2 separate regions of the Homo sapiens genome follow, and region 1 is linked to region 2. A link is a contact called in ENCODE Hi-C or POLR2A ChIA-PET data. All regions are on one chromosome and are shown on one strand. Each heading gives the region's core, a stretch centred on a gene start or an enhancer-like site at or near the end of the contact. The rest is flanking DNA. Distances are from core to core; before and after follow the strand shown.

Region 1 (4,476 bases), core at 1,293-3,792, 130 kb after region 2:
GAACACAGCTTTTTCCATACTTTTACTGTCAAATATGGAAGGAGAGCCAAAAAGAGGTAATAAAAAAGGTGTGTCATTATCAGTTATAAGGGAAATATAAATTAAAACCACAACTAGATACTATATGCCCACCAGAATGGTTAAACAGAAAATACCAAGTGCCGACCAGGAAGCAGAGTAACTGGAAATCATACACTACTCAGAATGTACAGTGGAACAATCTCTGGAAAACTACTTGGCAGTCTCTGCTAAAGCTGGCTACCCTAAGTCCCAGCAACTCCATACCTTGGTAATATACCAAAAAGAAATAAAGGCATACAGCCAGCAAGACACAAAATGTGCCCTATTCATAATAACCCAAGAGTGAAAGCTACCAACGTTCATCAACAGACAAATGGGATATATTCATGCAATGGAATGTTATAAAAATAAGTCACCTCCAATTATATGCTACAATATGGAGTAATCTTGATATTGAAAGTGAGAAAGAATATATTCTATATGACTTTATTTATATAAACTTTGAACACAGGCAAAACTATCCTATGAAGTCAAAACAGTGCTATACTTGGACATCAAGAACAACTGGAAGGAGACAGAGTGGGTTTTCGGGATGTTGATAATGTTCTATTTCCTGACTGGGATGCTGGTTAGTTGAGTGTTCACTTTATGAGACTGAGCTAACACTTAAGTACACTATTCTCTGCTATACTTCAATAAAACTAAGAAGATAGGAAAGACAGGATTTAAGCTAAAGTATCATCAATCATTTCTCCAATGATTCCCTCCCACTTCTCTATAATTAATCCCTATGCATTTACTCATCTGGGTTTATCCAGTACAACAAATTCCTTTCTACATATTCCAACTGTGCTTTGTACGGCTATTTAAGAAAAGTGACTATTTTTTAAAGTTGTTATATAAGTGACAAAGAAAAACTGAAAGTTTAAACATTCTTTATACCTATGTAAATACTTTATCACAACCCCGTAGGACATTTCTGCATACAATAATTAGGATCAAAACTATGTCTATTTTAACATAATGGAATAATCACTAGAAACAAGAACACAGATGTGTATCTCAAGCTTACATTCTAATACCTTGAATATAACTACAAAATGTATTTCTGAATCAGCTTTGTTTCCTTCTGAGTTCAATAATTCAAAACATTCACAATAAAAAAATTTTTTTACGTGTAGTACAGAAAGCACAAACATACTCTGATTAACAAAGTAACAACCACATTATTCCAGTAAATTAACCCAGAGTTGTAGGAAAAAGGGTGTACTTACTGTGTAACTGGAAGAATAACCTGAAGGGTAAAATTCAGGGGCATTCACAGACAGCTTAGACATTAATACAGGAGCTACAACCACCTGGGGCTTAGCCATTGCTGACTCCGAGTTCTGCTGTGGGATTTTATCCTGTGAACTAGGTGGAGCTCTCAGGGGCCTCGTTTGCTCTGCAAAAGAAAAAAAAACGGGGCGTCAGATGCATTCTTTCCTTTGTACAGCAACTTGCTATATACTGAAAAACCATCTGAAAAGCGTCTGTTTTTAAGAGTTAAACAGGAACCATCATGAAATTTATGGTTATCGCCGGAATGTGTACAGACAGCCTACAAAAAGGAACAATAGACTTGCTGTGACTCCGTTATGGGCATACCTGCCTCTCAAATGAGTGCTTGCGAGCTTTTTTCCTCTCTGTCGTTTTAAAGGGGTCGGTGGAAAAGAGGTGGTTACTCGCTAGGGTCTCGCTTTAGAGGGCTGCTGAGGGGAGGCGATTTTTACTTCCTCCCGGGACCCCGAACTCCGAGACCGCGCACCCGGCCCCTCCCCCCAGCCAGGCGCACAAAGGATTCCAGCAGACACCTTCCAAACCCGGTTCCGGGCCCGTCCCTACCCGGTCACGCGGCCCTCTCGGGGAATGCTTTCGGGGAACCGGGGGTGGGGACCGCAGACAGCGCGTCGGGCCTCGGCACGCGTGGAGGGCCGTGGGGAAGCGTTCGCCAAGGAGGACTGGGGCCCTTAGAGCTGCTCCGTACCTGGGAGCGCCCCGGGCCGGGAAGGCCGCTGGGGGCTGGCGGGGACCTCGCACTGGGCCCCTGGCGGCGGGGTCGTCCTGGGCTGGCGCAGCGGCGGTGGCTGCAGGAAGCCCGGGGCTTTGGGTTGCGGCGGCTGGTGCCGCGCCCGCTCAGCAGGCCCCGCTCCGTTCGGGAAACCGCCGCCCTCAGGCCCGCCCCCTCCGCGGCCCAGGCCCCGGCTCCGGCCCCGACCAGCACCTGGGGCCCGATCGAAACCGTCCGACATGCTCCTCCTCCTCCGCCTCCTCCTCCAGGGGCCGCTGCCGCTGCGCTCGCGATAGGACGCGGGGGGAAGGCGCCGCGGGTCGGCTATAGCCGCCGCGCCTCACTCGGGCCTCATGGAGGAGGAGGGCGGCGGGCCCCGGCTCGGCTGCTCGGTGCTTCTGGCGGAGCGGACGGCAGCCCGAGCACCCGCCGCTCCAGAGCGCCCGCCCCGCTCGGCTACCCTCGGCTTTCCAGTTCTCCCCCAAAACCCGGCTCCCCGCCTTCGGCGCGGCAGGGGCGCAGGCGGGTCACAGCGGCCCCCTGCGGCCCGGAGGCCCGGGACGCGCCCGCGAGGATCCTCCAGTTCGCGGCTGGCCGGCCGCCGGGCCCAGCAGGCCGCCCGCCGAGTGGCGTCTTGGCCACCTGCCGGCCCGCAGCCAGGCTCGGGCAGGGGCATCTCGGTTCCGGGGCCAGGCTGGGGGGGATGAGGGATGAGGGGTGAGGGGGACGCTTACCACAGGCAGGCCCGACCTACTCGGTAGTTCTCAGGAGAGACGTGCGAGACCGACAGTTGACGCCCGGGAAATAAAAACACGGGGGGAGGGGGCGTGGACCCTGCGCCAGGGTTCGCTGGCGCACAGGTGTGTTCAATGACTCGGCTCCGGCCGAGACCCGCGGACTGCTGAGGAGTGGTCCCTGGGAGACTGTCACCTGCTCCGTTAGCATCGGGGGAAGGGAGTAGAAACGGAATCAAAATATGTGTCCCCTCTTTAATTCACCCTAGGTGTTTACCACAGTAGGTCACACCTACGTTTAACAAGCTTCGTTCTCTTCCCGTTAACCTTCCCCTCCAGAAATTTCAAGAAAATGTGCTACCTTTCAGTGTAACTCTGCCCTCTTTTTCATCTTGCATCAGTGCTGTCCAATGAAAATATAATGCGAGCCACAAATGCAAGCCACTTATGTAATTTTACATTTTGGAGAAGCCACATTAAATGAGTGAAAAGAAACAGGTGTGGCCAGGCGCAGTGGCTCACGCCTGTAATCCCAGCACTTTGGGAGGCCGAGGGGGGCGGATCACCTGAGGTCGGGAGTTCGAGACCAGCCAGACCAACATGGAGAAACCCCGTCTCTACTAAAAATACAAAGTTAGCCGGGCGTGGTGGCACATGCCTGTAATCCTAGCTATTCTGGAGGCTGAGGCAGGAGAATCGCTTGAACGCAGGAGGCAGAGGTTGCAGTGAGCCGAGATCGTACCGTTGCACTCCAGCCTGGGCAACAAGAGCCAAACTCTGTCTCAAAAAACAAAACAAAACAAAACAAAAACCAGGTGAAATTAATTTAAATTTATTTAATCCATTATGTTCAAAATGGTTTTTTAACATGCGATTTAAAATATTAAATATTTTCTCTGTTTTTTAGATACTAGTTGAAATCCAGTGTATATTTTACACTTATGGCACATCTTAGTCGGGATTGGCACATTTCAAGGGCTCAAGAGCCACATGTGGCTAGTGGCTACTGCGTTGCACAGCACAATTCTAGATTTTATTAATATGTAAATTGTTGTTTTTGTCAGGCCTGACAGTATTAATGCCAAATAAAGGATAGATGAATATAAGTAACGACAAGGAAGGAAAAATTGATTTCTTTACTGTTGGATTGATCCATCTCCATAAATTCTGATTTTAGCCTTTTGTTTTAAGCAGGGTTTCATGTTTTTCTATCTTTTCATCTTAAGAATCATTTCAATTAGGGACACAAACTCTTGTTAACCGTTTTCTCTTCTCATTAATAAAGAAAACAATGTCTTCCCCTAAACGAATGAGAAAATGGCTTCACCGAGGGCAATCATGAATAAATGGTTCATGCTATTGATGTTAGGCAAAATAATGAAGTCAGGGAAGGAAGCCAGCAGTACGTGTGGCTCTTCGGTGTACGGAAAGTTTAGGATTCAGTCTGCCAGAGCTTAGTTGGGATTCCACTCTTGACTATTGCTGTCTGTGTGATTTTGAGTAAGTAAGGGGTTTAGCTTCTCTGAGCCTCACTTTCCTCATCTGTAAAATAATAACTGTGTGGTAACACTCAGCATATATTGCAGAGACAAGATTACAATTTAAAAATTACAATTTTAATATTTTCAAATTCATTATTGTATGTGGTCACCAGTCACTTCTTGCCTGGAC
Region 2 (4,478 bases), core at 1,636-4,135:
CTCACTTTTGCCATATTCTATCAACTAGAAGCGAATCACTGCTTCCATCTGGATTCAAAGTGAGGGAATAATACAATGGCGTGGACAGCAGGGAGCAGGAGTCACAAGGGCCTTCTTAGAATTCTGCCTACCACATTAGTATTACCCATAATAACCATCACCCAAACCACCACAACATATGGAATACTTACATAGAGCTTATTTTGTAGTGGGCACTGTTTCAAACATTTTGCATGTATTAAGTCACTTAATGATCAGAACAATCCTATGAAGTAGGTATTCTTATTACCTTCATTCCAGGGATGAGTTTAACTTGCCCAAGGTCAAAGAGCTTATAAGTGCTGAAGCTAGCACTAGAACCCAGGCAGTCTATGTCCAGAGTTCTGTGTTCCTCATTATATTATGTATACATTTTTCAAATACAATGTTTAAAAAAAAAAAACTTGCTTTCCAGCCTGGGCAACAAAGTGAGACCCGGCTCTACAAAAAAATCAAAAAAATTAGCAGGGTGTGGTGACACACACCTGTGGTCCCAGCTACATGGGAGGCTGAGGTGGGAAGATCACTTGATCCCAGGAGGTTGAGGCTGCAGTGAGCCTTGTTTGGGCCACTACACTCCAACCTGGGTGACAGAGACACACTCTGTCTCAAAAAAAAATTTTTTTTAAGTTTTTCAGTTACTAAAGTTCTATAACAAATATGTCAAACTTGTGGCTTAAACAACCACAGCATTTATTTTGCTCATGAATCTGTTCTTTAAACAGGGTAAGGCTTGGCAGGGATGACTCATGTCTGCCCCAGTCAGCACCAGTTGGAGGGTTTGGAGGCTGGGAGCTGGAATCATCTGGAGGACTCACCTCATTCCCATATCTGGCAGTTGATGCTGGCTGTCGACCAGGAACCTTAATTCCTGTCCACATGGGCCCCTCCATGTGGCTAGCTTGACTACCTCACAGCACGGTGACTGGGTTCCAAAGTTAAGTATCCCATGAGTGAGAGAGAGAGCCAGATGGAAGCTATGTTGCCTTTTAGGTTCTGTCTTGGAAATTAAGTTCACTTCTGTTGCATTTGATTAGTCAGAGCAGTCACAAAATCCTATCCAAGTTTAAGGAGAGGGAAAATAGACTTCACCTCTTGACGTAGAGTGTCAAGGTTCTGTAAGAGCATGAGGGCCTGAAATATTGCTGTCAACCTTCCACAAAAAGGTTGATTAATTTATTCCCCTCTCTCACAGCTAGCCTGTAACCAAACCATTCCAATAATTTATCTATCCTTTTCTTTAAAAGCATCAAGAAAAAGATGCCACAACCTTAAGTAATAAAACATCAAAGTATTGTCCATTTTTCTTTTTCTTGTTTTAGTATTCCTAAAGCACTTTTCCCCTTCTGCTTCCTTTAGGGCAGTGGTCCCCAACCTTTTTGGCACCAAGGACCGATTTCATAGAAGACAATTTTTTCCATGGACGGGATGGTTCCAGGATGAAACTATTCCACCTCAGATCATCAGGCATTAGATTCTCATAAGGAGGGTGCAGCCTAGATCCCTAGCATGTGCAGTTCACAATAGAGTTCAAGCTCCTATGAGAACCTAATGCTGCCGCTGATCTGACGGGAGGCAGAGCTCAGGCTATAATACTTACTTGTCTGCCACTCACCTCTTGCTGTGCAACCAGGTTCCTAACAGGCCATGGAATGGTACTGGTCCATGGCCTTAGAGTTGGGGACCCCTGCTTTAGAGTGAAGAACAAGTGAAATTTTAAGCTTAGGTATTGGTCACTGACTTTGATGATTGTTTTCCTTCTTTGGGCTGACACTATAAGGCTCTTCAGGGAAGAATTCTGAGTTAGAAATGTCTAGGACACCTCAGCTCATCTTCTTAAAAAAAAAAAAAGGGAGGAAGGATGAAATAGATACAGCCATTCAGTCATTCATTCATTTAACAAAAATGTGTTGAGTCCCCACCTTGTGCTGAGCACAGCCCTAGGGAATGTATCCATTCTAGAGATGGAGACAACGTCTGTATCCTAGAGATGGAGACAATGTGTCTGCTCTCAAGGTGATTTTCTTTCATGGGGAAAGTCAAACACAACCACTCTTACAGGTCTTCAGCTGGGTCTTCGTCTTGTCTAGGATTGACTAGACAAGCCTTGTAATTAGAACACGTGTGGACATGCACCACTTATTATCAGTTAGTGTAGTAGGCTCAGTCAAGGCAAACACCATCTTAGTATAGTAGCCCCAGGATATTATTAGTTAATACAAAACCAGTTCAAAGATACGTTAGTGAAAGGGACCAATTAGTCCCTCTCAGCAGTCCAGTTGACTGCTGGAGTTCTCAAAACTAATGTAAGCATTCAATATTAATTATTAAAATTAACAATGCAGTTCCCAAACTATGTGCTGAGGCAACCTAGAATGCTGAAACAAACTCAGTGGTGCTGTAAGATATTTTAAAATTTTCAGAGAAACAGAGACATCTGTTGGACATGGCACAACTAATACCATTAGGTTGTTCAAATCTAACTAAATAACAGAAACTGGCCAGGCGTGCTGACTCACATCTGTAATCCCAGCACTGTGGCAGGCTGAGACGGGCGGATCACCTGAGGTCAGGAGTTTGAGACCAGCCTGACCAACATGGTGAAACCCCGTCTCTACTAAAAATACAAAAATTAGCCAAGCATAGTGGCAGTCACCTGTAATCCCAGCTACTCGGGAGGCTGAGGCAGGAGAATGGCTTGAATCTGGGAGGTGGAAGTTGCAGTGAGCCGAGATTGCGCCATTGCATTCCAGCCTGGGTGACAGAGCGAGACTCTGTCTCAAAAAACAAACAAAAACAGAAACTGTTATTTCTTTCGGACTAGTGGTGCAGTTAAAAAAAATTACTGAGACATTAAGGGCATCAACTGTGAGCCAAGAAAGTGTGGGAACCTCTAGTATGCCTCATCCATCAATTTTCCTGATATTTCCTTGTTTTTTTTCTAAGTGAACATGTACTGTTTGAGTCATTCTTTCTTTGGGAGAACATCTTCACCTGCCTGGGCCTCCTGCAGGGCCTGCTGCCTGGGCCATCAGAGGGCCTCTCCATGTGGACATCATTTCCAATCTCTCCCCACTGCTACTACCTCCCTGCAGCCTCCTCCCCATAGCTGACCTGGCTTCAGTGTTCCTTCACCCCAGGCTCTGGCATCCCTCTGTGGAAATAATCAAGTGTTAATCCTTATCAGTGTCATCTGGGGATATGCAGAATTTGCATCCTGGTCCCTTCCTCTCTGCCAAGTTATTGTTACTCAGCAAAAGGTAAGGGTGAGGGAAACACTGTGAAGTTCTTCCCTTCTGGGCTATGGTTGGTTCAGCATCCCCAAATTAATTTTCTTTTGAACTCCCAGTGAGGTGAGAAAGTCCTATCCCTTTCACTAACGTATCTTCGAACTGATTTCTTATTAACTAATATCCTAGGGCTACTATACTAAGATGGCGTTTGCCTTGACTGAGCATACTACACTAACTGATAATAAGTGGTGCATGTCCACACATGTTCTAATTACAAGGCTTCTTTCCTGGCCTTTGTGGTGGTGGTGTGGGGCGGGGGCAGGGGTGGGGGGATGAAGTAGCTGAATAAGAAAAGGACAGGAAAAGCATTTAGCTCTTGCCACCACATTAATGTGATAACCACACAACAGAAGGATGCAGAAGAATGTACTCAAGTGGGAGCCGTAGCTCCGTCTTGGAGTCAGATTGAGAAGGTCTAAGATATTCTACAGAACAGGACACACTTGAGGAACTCTCTCTTAAGTAACGGCTACCCAGATATTTAAGTGGTGGAGGAAGAGCTTCTCGGAGAACAGCATGTGCATAGGGAGCCAGACCATGTTCAGTTCTAGGCACTGCAAACAGTCCAGCGCTCTGCGCAGAAGCTGGACTTGATCCAAAAAGGCTACAATCCAGGGGGCAGGGAATGTGTCTGGTTTGCTTAAGGTAGGGGTGACTTTTGTTTACATATTATTTTTAGTGGGTTTTTTGTTGTTGTTGTTGCTGTTTTGGTTTTTTTGTTTGTTTGTTTTTTTGAGACAATCTCTCTCTGTCGCCCAGGCTGGAGTGCAGTGGCCCAGTCTCGGCTCACTGCAACCTCTGCCTCCCAGGTTCAAGTGATTTTCCTTCCTCAGCCTCCCTAGTAGCTGGGACTACAGGGGCCCACCACCTGTATTTTTGTAGTTTTATGCCCCGCTAATTTTTGTATTCTTAGTAGAGATGGGGTTTTACCACATTGGCCAGGCTGGTCTTGAACTGACCTCAAGTGATCAGCCCGCCTTGGCCTTCCAAAGTGCTGGGATTACAGGCATGAACCAGTGCACCCAGCCTTCAGTGCTTTATTTTTAGATTGTAAATAGCCCATATTAAGAGGCAGCTCACATTATACTGAGTCTGTATAGAGGCTTCTTAGCTGCTATGCCTCTAGCCTCTGAAGTTCTTGATGGG

What was found. Hi-C counts contacts between places; a loop is a spot of excess contacts on that map. ChIA-PET counts read pairs that join two places held with the same protein, here RNA polymerase II (POLR2A). Pooled maps may share reads with other maps.
Region 1: a loop to region 2 is called in a map of PC-9, with 3 times the contacts of the local background. The contact joins the promoter of PAIP1 here to the enhancer-like site in region 2. A Hi-C loop is called at or near these places in 2 of 168 maps with a recorded cell type or tissue (PC-9 and chondrocyte) and 2 of 50 pooled maps. POLR2A ChIA-PET finds 5 or more read pairs at or near these places in 1 of 52 experiments (H1).

The regions. Positions count from the first base shown.
Region 1 is chr5:43,554,535-43,559,010 of GRCh38, forward strand. It overlaps PAIP1 (poly(A) binding protein interacting protein 1), which reads right to left and starts at 2,543. Exons shown (of 11, transcript NM_006451.5): 1 at 2,048-2,543; 2 at 1,296-1,465. The coding sequence starts at 2,312. RefSeq lists a silencer at 1,979-2,838.
Region 2 is chr5:43,425,311-43,429,788 of GRCh38, forward strand. No RefSeq gene overlaps it. Among named protein-coding and RNA genes, the nearest start is that of CCL28, 15 kb to the left of the region's middle. Within about 2 kb of position 2,886, at least 6 of the 41 ENCODE cell types and tissues checked have a DNase peak (open chromatin) inside an H3K27ac peak, as active enhancers do; they include PC-9, where a contact is called at or near this core.